Linked DNA regions of Homo sapiens: region 2 is linked to region 1. Evidence: read pairs that join two places in POLR2A ChIA-PET (ENCODE). Cell type or tissue: OCI-LY7. All regions are shown on one strand. Region 1 overlaps CDH23 (cadherin related 23). Region 2 overlaps CDH23 (cadherin related 23).

The links. Peaks named below come from ENCODE experiments on the same cell type or tissue, not always from the same donor. Only the 100,000 strongest peaks of a DNase experiment are listed, where the experiment ranks them.
Region 2: POLR2A ChIA-PET joins it to region 1 with 5 read pairs; 15 of 35 experiments call an interaction of 5 or more read pairs at or near these places.

What each region holds. Positions count from the first base shown.
Region 1 is chr10:71,754,591-71,759,590 of GRCh38, reverse strand. The region is part of intron 38 of CDH23 (cadherin related 23); the gene reads right to left. VSIR (V-set immunoregulatory receptor) reads left to right here. Exons shown (of 7, transcript NM_022153.2): 4 at 4,125-4,232. Among named protein-coding and RNA genes, the nearest start is that of VSIR, 16 kb to the left of the region's middle. RefSeq lists an enhancer at 1,461-1,996. In OCI-LY7, no CTCF peak of the experiment used is centred here; a DNase peak (open chromatin) is centred at 2,587.
Region 2 is chr10:71,702,012-71,707,011 of GRCh38, reverse strand. CDH23 (cadherin related 23) reads right to left here. Exons shown (of 70, transcript NM_022124.6): 23 at 4,801-4,990; 24 at 4,318-4,463; 25 at 1,882-2,101; 26 at 1-115. Among named protein-coding and RNA genes, the nearest start is that of C10orf105, 15 kb to the left of the region's middle. RefSeq lists an enhancer at 4,488-5,000. In OCI-LY7, CTCF peaks have their summits at 3,090 and 3,295 (motif pointing left); no DNase peak of the experiment used is centred here.

The sequences.
Region 1 (5,000 bases):
TGATCTAACTGCCTCGGCCTCCCAAAGTGCTGGGATTACAGGTGTGAGTCACCACGCCTGGCCTCAGGAATTTTTTTTTTTTTTGAGAAAGACTCTCTCTCTGTCACTCAGGCTGGAATGCAGTGGTGCAATCACAGCTCACTGAAGCCTCAAACTTCCAGATGCAAGTGATCTTCCTGCTTCATTCTCCCAAGTAGCTGGGACTACAGGCACGCATCACCATGTCTGGTGAATTTTTAAAAATTATTTTTGGGGTTAGGTGCGGTGGCTCACGCCTGTAATCCCAGCACTTTAGGAGGTCAAGGCAGGCAGATCGCTTGAGGCCAGGAGTTCGAGACCAGCCTGGCCAACAGGGTGAAACCCCATCTCTACTAAAAACACAAAAATTAGCCAGGCATGGTGGTGCACGCCTGTAGTCCCAGCTACTCAAGAGGCTGAGGCAAGAGAATCGCTTGAACCCGGGAGTCAGAGGTTACAGTGAGCCGAGATCGCGCCACTGCACTCCAGCCTGCTGATAGAGCAAGACTCCATCTCAAAAAAAAAACAACCCAAAATTTGCCTGGCATGGTGGCAGGCATCTGTAATCCCAGCTACTCGGGAGGCTGAGACATGAGAGCTGCTTGAACCTGGGAGGCAGAAGTTGCAGTGAGCCGAGATCACACCACTGCACTCCAGCCTGGGTGACAGAGCGAGACTCTGTCCCAAAAAATCAAAAAAATCACTTTTGGTAGAGATGCACTCTCGCTATGTTGCCCAGGCTGGTCTTGAACTCCTGGGCTCAATTGATCTTCCCACCTTGACCTCCAAAGTGCTGGGATTACAGGTGTGAGCCACCATGCCTAGCCTCAGGGAATTCTTATAAGAACTCTATGAAGTAGGCATCACCATCTTCTCTGTATCCATGGAAAGAGAGGCCTAGAGATGTATGCTAACTTGCCCAAGCTCACATAGCCCAGGGTAGCATAGCTGGGATCTGGCTGCAGGCCTGCTTAGCTCTGCATACTCACCTTCTTCCCAGCTTGGGGCAGTGCAGTGGGTAGCAGTTAGCCCCCCGGTGCTTGCCAGAGAGGTGCCCTACAGGGTAAGAGGGCACTGCCCTAAGGGTGCCTGGCGCTGAGAGGTTGGGTGAGAATACCCAGCAGCTTGGAGACAAAATGCAAGGGCACCTCCCTCTTCTGAGAAGAGGTCTTGGCTTCCACACCCCTCTATACCCTGTATGTGTCAGACATCCAGTGGGGACCAGCCCCTGCTAGGCCCTGGAGATACAAAGGCATCCAGGAGGACATGCACGAGGACCTAAGCCGGAATGGGGATCAGCTAAACCACGGACCCAACAAAACCCAACTCAAAGGCTACAGTGACTTTTTACTCAGCTACCCTTTTTTCAAACCAACAAACAGGCCAAGAGCAAAATTAGAACATGCATTTTGGTCAGAGCCATGTTGGTCAGGCTGGTCTCGAACTCCTGGGCTCAAGTGATCTACCCGCCTTGGCTCCCCAAAGTGCTGGGATTACAGGATTGAGCCACTATGCCCAGCCCCAGTGCCAGCCTCTTAATGTTATCCTTGGGAAGTAAGAGTGTAGCTTGACTATGAAATAACATGAAAGTACAAGTTAACCTGAGGTAGGGGAATGAGACTAGAGAAGTTGGTGCCCAAGGAGCTCCTGCATTGCTGAGGGGCTGTGGTTTCTCAGTGAGCTCAGAGAAGGGGTCTAGGCAGCTCATCTCCCTTTGAACTTCTTCCCACCCCCCAGCGCAGCAGAATGTGCTGTCTGCTTTCACCCAGCTTCCTCCCTGGGAAACCAGGCAGCCCAACCCTCAGCAGCCGAACTCCCTCCTCCATATATCCCCGTGGGCTACCAGGCAGGCCCTGGACAAAGGCCGCCTGAGCAGGCCAGGCCCCTCCCATCCCACCCTGCTGTGTCAGGGCCTGGCACACTCCTTAGTGCGGTGTCGGCAGCTACCTCTGCCAGCGCCTGATCACCTTCCCAGGATAAGCCTGGCTCTGGATGGTGAGTGAGTATGCCTGCCTTCCCCTGTGAGTGCCAGCCCAGGCACTGGCCACGCTTGGGGGAAGGGGTGGGGAACTGTGGCGAGGCTGAGCTCTGCAGAGATGCCTACGGCTTCAGAAAGCAGCTGGATCCACAGACTTGTCCCCAAACCTCTGCGCCCCTCTGCCCCAGCCTCAACTCAGCCCAGATCGTAAGGAAGCCTCAGGCTCTCAAAGTGAAATTAAGTCCTGATCTGATAGAGGGTCCACATAGGGGAAATCTCTACCTGGGGATAGAAGTTAGGCAGGGATATCTGGCCAAGCTCACCCTCCAAAGGCAGATAGGGAACAGGTATCAATGAGCACCTGGCAAAGCTCACAAAATGTTGCTTACTAGCCGTCCAGAGGAGACCTGCTTTGATCACTAGAAGAGAGTGCTTTGCAACTGGCTTCTCAAATATTGCCCACAATAAGGTCCTTTGATGGGGGTTTTGAAATACTGAGGTGTCTGGGTTATAGAATGTCTTTACTTTCAATATTCCACGTCAAAATGCAGCCTTGCTAAGATCTGCAGGGAACCTGCTGTAATGTGGAGCGGAACTTGCTTTGTAATTAGCATAGCAACTGTTCCTGTACCAGTGGGTACTTCTAAAGTGACTGAAAACAGTTTGTTCTCATTTGCAGTATGAACAAACCTCCTGAAAGCTTGTTTACGCTGTCGGATTGTAGAGCAAAACAAAAACAGCCTTTATTCCCAAACAAATAGCGGAAAGGCAACATTTAGACCACAGCCATTTACCTCTCAGAGCTCTTTGGGGCGAAGTTGACACTGTGACAAGGTATCCCAGCCCATCTTTTGGCCCTGGGAAAGGCTAAAATTGGGAAGGAAATGCGTTTATGTTGGTTGTGGTTCTGAGGGCACGTCTGTTCCCAGCTAAACTCCTGCAGTCAGCAGATGCCCTGAAATAAATCAAACCTCCTCATGCTGTTGGGACAGCGAAGCTTCGTGTACACCTTTTTGGAGGGCAATTTAGCAATAGCCTAAAAGAAAATGCACATACTCTTTGGCTCAGCACTTTGACCGCTAGGAATTTACTACAGATTTCCTTGCTGAGTGAGCCAGGCTGCGTGCACAAGTTCATTGCTACATTATTAGTTATGCTGAAAATGGAAACAACATGTCTACCAACAGGGGACTGCTTCAATAAATTTAGTGGGAGCCATGTGATAAAACTCTAAGCAGAATGAGGCAGGGGAGACAGAGAGATGTCCAAGCTGTGCTCAGTGGGAAAAGCATTGTCATATGATGCTGCGTCTGCTGTATTTGCAGGGAATATAACTAGGACCATAACACAAAAACCGGCACACAGGGATGATCTCTTCAGAGGGGGTCTTGGTACAAGGGGAGGAGGAGATTCGAATATTTTTTAAACTTGTACTTTTTTTGGTAGTTTAATAAGTTTAAAATTGAAAAACATTGTACAAGGATTCACGTTTTTCTAGTTCTCACCCCGGGTGTTTCTCCTGTGACTTGTGTGGTGAGATCAAGGGGTTCTAGAGGCCCCATCCCAGAGCTAAGGAGTCTCTGGGATGAGTTGGGGCTTTTTATCTATTATGATAAAACATATATAATGTAAAATTTGCCATTTCAACCATTTTAAGCCTACAGTTTGGTGGCATTAATTACATTCACAATGTGCAACCGTCACCACTGTCTATTTTCAAAACTTTCATCACTTAGGCTTCTTTTGACCTTGAGCTCTGTGGCATGGGGTCTGCGAAGGCCCTGCTCTCCCTTTTCAGAGAACAACCTGTAGCCAAGGGTGTTCCAGCTGTACCTTGTGGGCTGGGATGAGGACTCTGTTCCCTCTCTTGCCTGGAGCTGCCTGAGCTGTAGGTGACAGGTCTTGTTTCTGAGTGCTCCAGGGGCATAGGGCGGCAGGCACAGGGCTCTCTTTGAAAGGAGAACCGCCTTATCTTCCATGCCTCTGTAGGTTGCTGGGGGTCTAGCTGTGGGACTCTGGGGAAAGGCGGGTCTCCTGCTTCCTGGCCTTCCCTCTCTGAGCCTCAGTTTATGCTCAGGAGGAGCAATGGGAATGGGGCTTCACCTTGGCTACCTCTCTGCCCTTTCAGACATCACGGCTGCAGCCCTGGCTACGGGTGCCTGCATCGTAGGAATCCTCTGCCTCCCCCTCATCCTGCTCCTGGTCTACAAGCAAAGGCAGGCAGCCTCCAACCGCCGTGAGTATTCCTCCCTGCCTGGGGTGGGTGGACGGTGCGAGTGACCTGCTCCAGCCCCCAGTTCAGCCCCTGGGATTCGCAAAGGCACGATGCAGGCACAATTCCTTTTCATTTGAGAGTTGGGAGCAGCTGCACTTCCCGCCAGGAGCTGGGCGAAATGGCCGAGAGAAAGGAGGCATGCCATTTCCGGGGGCCAAGTGCCCACCAGCCCCTTTGGCTCCCAGGCAGTGCTGGCTCGGCACTCAATACATGTCTTCTGAATGAATGATCATATGCAGTAGCTCAAGTTGCTTTATAAAAGCAAGTTGCTGCCACTCAGAGATCCTTGGGGGACCTGTTTAAGGTATGGGCGTGCTTGTTTTGTAATTAGTAGCAATTGTTGGGACAAAAAATGATCTTTGGAATATCAGAAGTGGAAGGGGTCTTACAGACAACTTAGCTCAACCCTTTCTTTTTCCAGATGAGAAGGCTAAGATCAGTGGGGTTACATAACTGACTGAATGTTACGTAACTTAGTAAGTGGCAGAGCTAGGACTCAATCTCAGAGCTTTCAACGCATGCTCTTTCCAGGGAATAGAAGTCCACCATATAATAAAAATGCTCTCACTTACTCCTCATTGCAAGTCCAAGAATTTGGTCCTACCATTGTCCCCATTTTACTGATGGGCAAACGGAGGCACAGAGGGGTTAAGTAACTTGCCTAAGGAACCACACAGCAAATAAGTGGTGGGGCTGGGCTTTAAGTCATGGGCACAAACATCTTTCACC
Region 2 (5,000 bases), 53 kb after region 1:
TCGTTGTCCGTGCAGTTCAGCCAGACCACCCGGAACTCGCGTGGCACGTCCTCGGACACAGACACATTGTACACGGCCGGGAAGAAGGTGGGCGTCTCGTCGTTCACATCCAGCACTGCGGGGCAGAACGGGCGCCGGGGCTAGGCCTGGCTTCTGCCGCAGAAGACCCAGCTCCAGAGCAGCGTCTCCAGCACCAGACCAAGTAGGGAATGAATTCCCAAGGGAGTCACGGGCTCCAAGTGGCATCTGTGTCAACACCTCCTGGCCATAAGCCCAGGGCCCCCCATGCCCACCGGGGCCAGGACCAGGCCCACCAGTGCTCCAGACCCTCCCGCTGTCCCTGTGCCCTGGGGGCTTATTGCTGCTCAGCTGTCAAAGGGAGGAGAGAAAACCTTAGAACCTCTCTCCAGTACGCACCTAACAACGACCATGGCAACACGGACAATCATGACAACGATGACGACAGTGACCATTTACGAGCTTGTCCAGCGTGCCAAGCCCATGCTGAGTGCTTCCCATACAGGACCACATGCAGCCCTCTGAGCACCCTAGGAGGTGGGCATTATTAGACACACTGTGGAGCTGAGGAAGCGGGAGCTCAGAGCAGCTGAGTGACTTGTCCAAAGTCACACAGTGGCACAGTGGAGGGCTGGAGCCTCAAGGTCTACCCTCAGCATGCAACGGACTTTCAGCAAAGGGAGCTCACTTTGAAAATCCCACCCCCCGAAATAAGGTTTAATTTCCCTTACAGATGTGTTTACTCCGCTCTGCATGCTAGGCCCCTATTCCTCAGGCAGATGGGGCTTGGACAACCTTCATAGCGAAGTGATCCCCACCCCACTTGGGTTCCTCTGAATGGTATCACCAGGAGAGATCCTGGGCCCATTTGATGTTATGGCTTCTGCTGAGTCTTGGAGAAAGGCCCTCCAGGGGTCCTCTCTTAAAGCTGGGACATATTCCCTGTCCATCATCGGCCAATAAGGGGGTCCTGAAACTGGCAACAGAAACCCACAGGCAAGCTTCGGACCAATGGGAGAGAGAATGTTGTGCTCTCTGAAATCCTCACCATCTTAGGTCTCAACTGAAGAGGGTCAGTGTCTGAGCCTGTGCTGAGCTAACTACACCCTCCCCCGCCCCCTACCATCCCATGGAGGCCAGCAGAGCTAGGATGGGATTGAACAGGCTCAGGGAACAGGCCATGTCTTGCCTGCTAAACTCTGCCCTTATTTCCCTGGGGTTATTCCTGGCCCCTTGGCAACAGCTCATGTCTGCATCCTGTCCTGAAAATTAAAGACTCATCCAGAGTGGAAACAGTACCCCGTCCCTTCACCAATAGAGGGCAGAGACACTGGGAATGAGCATGAGAGTCCCAGGGGGATGAGGATCTTAGGGAGTCTGGGAGTCCCAGCTGCTCTCTTCCCAGGGTGATGCCCTGCTACTGCCAGTCCAGGGGTTCCACACCCATGGGAGGGGGAGGTCTCCTTTATGTCTCCCAAACAAAAACTCTGGCCTTCCAAAGAAGACAAAGGGCTCTGCACCCTCCCTGCCTGTTCATGACCCTGAGGGTCCCGGGCCCTGCTCAAGCCCTCTCTGCTGTTGCCACGATCAGAGGCTAGGAGGGGTGGGGTTGATGGGGCTTTGGCAGCAGGTCCAGGCCACTGCCCCTGAGCTCTGGGGCACTGAAGGCAGTGGTCAGGTGTGGAGAAGGCTCTGCTGTGTTGAATGGCTCCAGCTGGGGAGGGCACCTCATTAACAAGGGAGCCTGTGCCTACAAGTCCAATAGACAGCAGTGGGGGACATGGGCTCCCCTCTACCCCTGCCCCTGACCCAGGCCTGTGCCCACACACTGAGCACACAGCAGAAGCCCCTGCGCCCCCTCACCATGGATGGTGAGCGTGCTGGTGGAGCTCTTGGTGGGCGTGCCTGCATCACTGGCCACCACCCGCAGCTGGTACTCCGCGATGCGCTCGCGGTCCAGCTCGGTGGTGGTGACCACCACGCCGCTGCTGCTGTTGATGAGGAAGTCCATGCGGGGCATGCCCACCGGCATGCGGTAGGACACCAGGCCGTTCAGGCCCTCATCGAGGTCGATGGCCACCACCTGAGGGCAAGGAGGGGCAGCATGAGGGTGGGGAGGGGACACTGGGATGGATGCTTCTCCCCCAAGAAGTGCTCCTCCTCCCTGCCAAGCCACACTTGGCTGCAGCTAGACACATCTGCTCCCCTCCAAGCCTTAGGCCAGGCCACTGTCCCCAGGGCACCCTCCCAGGCACCCTCTAAGGGGGTCGCATGTCAGCTGAAAGGCGTCCAGATGCACCAAGTGAGGCCGGTGATGGGGTGGCAGAGGGACTTTTTAGAATAAGAGCTCAGGTCTCTACAGCGCTTTCTCCCCTTCATCCCCTGCTCTCCCCATTAGGAAGCCCTCCCAGATTTGGAGCAGCTGTTCCAGCTTAAGGACCCCACCATTATCTGGAGTTCAACCACGTAGAAGGCTGGATTCACAGACTTCCCCTGCCCCGCTTTGCTTTGATTTGTGAGATAGTAACAACAAAAATAAAATTACATCAAGGGTTCTTTTTTAAAAGTCACTTGAGGATTTCATTATTATTATTTTTTTAAAAAACTGTTTGTGGCCATGCACAGGCAAGCCTCCTCCCAAATTCCTACACTGTTCTCATCTGCACCTCCAGTCCTGATCAGATTGCCCGACTCAAGACCCTGGTACCCTGAATGTTTTACTGAAGTGGATTCAAGGCATTTGGGGAAATGTGTAATAATAAATAAAATAAGAGTTTTGGATTAAGCCAAGACTCTCAGGATTGGGAGACAATATCAAGGTCGTCTGATCTATTTCACATCCAGCAAACTGGACGAGAGGTGTCTGGACTCAGCTTGAATGCTTTCCAGGACGGGGGGCTCAGTACTTTTACTTTACTTGCGCACAGCTCTACCCCCTGGAGAACGCTCTTCTCCACAACCAGCAGAAATCTGTATCTCCTGAGGTCCTAGGTGGGACCAGGGAGCCACAGTTCAAGGGAGGGCCCTCATCGTGTATGTGAGGACAGTTTCCAAGTTAAACGCTCCCCGCTCCTTCCTCTATGAACTCAGAAGTTGCATTGGTGGGCATCTTTCTTCGCTGGTTGTGAGCCCCCAGAGAACAGGGTTTGGGGGTTGACTTGCTCTCACCCCGCCTCCCCTCCGGTCTGGGGGCTTCCTCGGGGACCGACTGCCGTTCCCTGGATTGAGGCGCTCCCTGCTGGGAGTTTGGGGACCTGCCAAAGAACACCATTCACCTCCTCCTACAGATGAAGAAACTGAGGCACAGCGGGCCTGTGGGGCACCACCAAGCTCACCCCCTCTGGCATCCTGACAAACAACCCCATCTTCTTCTAATGAGAACAGGCTAACCTGATACAGCCATTGTGTCTCAGGTATAAGCCCTCGTGACCGACACACAGTGATCACCACAGCTACTGTGTTTCCTGTGTCCAAGTTCCAGGGTGCTTCATACGTGTGTCTGATTGAGTCCCCACAGCACAGCCAGGCAGGTACTATTATTATCTCCATTTCACAGATGAGAAGCTGAGACTCAGAGAGGTTAAGCAGTTTGCTCCAAGTACACAGCACCCTGGTGCTGGAGATGGGATTCACATCCCCGTTGGTTGGACTCCACGGCCCATGCTCTTAACCAGGAGGGTCTCCAGTGTTTCTGAATGGCCCCCGGAGGGCAGAGGTGTTGAAAGGACTTGAAACCCTGGATGTCATCTCCCCTAAACCAGCACCTTCAGGATCCCTCTAATCAGAGGATGATGGAACAGGAGGCAAAGAAGCCAGGCCCAAGATCAGACCATGTGCTTGGCCAAGGGGTCTTGGGCAAGTCTCTTTAGAGCCCTGCAAAGTAGACAGAGGCCCCTCTACTGTAGTAAAGGGAGCTGATCCGGGGCTTATGAGAAGGCATGGGAGAGGCAGATGCCCAGGGCTACACTCATCTGGCCTTCTTTGTATTCTAGAACCATCTGCAGGCTTAGGGAATGGAAGGTCCAAGGTCCTGGGCCAGACCTCCATAATCAGGCCCTGAGAAACTTGGACATGACTTCCAGAATTCCATCTTTGCCTCTCTCCCTCTCTCTACCTCTGCCTTTGCCCATCTCCCTATCCTTTTCCTGCCACACTTCCCTCCACATCTCCAGAGCCTCTGTCCTTCAAGACCCAGCTCCTCCCCTGCCCCAGCCCTGCAAAGTTTTCAGCCTGGGCTAGGCTCCTCAGGCACCCACTGCCCACCTCTGGGCTGGTAGGAATGAGATGATAGAGACTCACTTGGTAGATGGAGACCCCCGCCGGGATGCCTTCAAGCACCTCGGCCACAAAAGGCAGGTTCTGAAAGGTGGGGTCATTGTCATTGAGATCCAAGAGGTTCACAAACACTGTGGCACTGCTGGTGGCTTTCAGAGGGGGCCTGCCACCTGGGAAGACCAGGGCGAGAAGGGGCCAAGGACAGGGTAAGATGGGTGCAAGAGAAAACGGACAGGAAGAAGGCAAGTGGTGAGAGGGTGGCAGATTCAGAGCCCTCCATCCCAAAGGCCCCTCCAGGAAGCAGCCTAGGCCTCACAGCTCCCCTCCCCAGCTCCCTCCGTTCCCTCAGGGTGCTCTAGGAGTCACAACTGGGGCGTGGGTATTACTCTACTCTTGGTGATCAGACATAGACCTCCTGGGTGGGCCCCAGGTACCCCAGAGGCCCAGTCACCAGGGACACCCGCAGCCTAAGGTGTGGGGGCCGTGAGGGGCGAGAGGGGTCCATACAGTCAGTAACAGAGACGACGATTTTGCGCATCAGCTCGGCCTCATGGGGGTCGGGGTTCTCCCGGTCCAGCATGGCGTGGGTGGTGCGGATCTTGCCCGTGGTGCTGTTGAGGCTGTAGAACTTGTTGGGTGGCTGGATGCTGTACACCAGGGTGCCATTCTCCCCCAGGTCTGGGTCAACAGCCACCACCTGCCCGGGA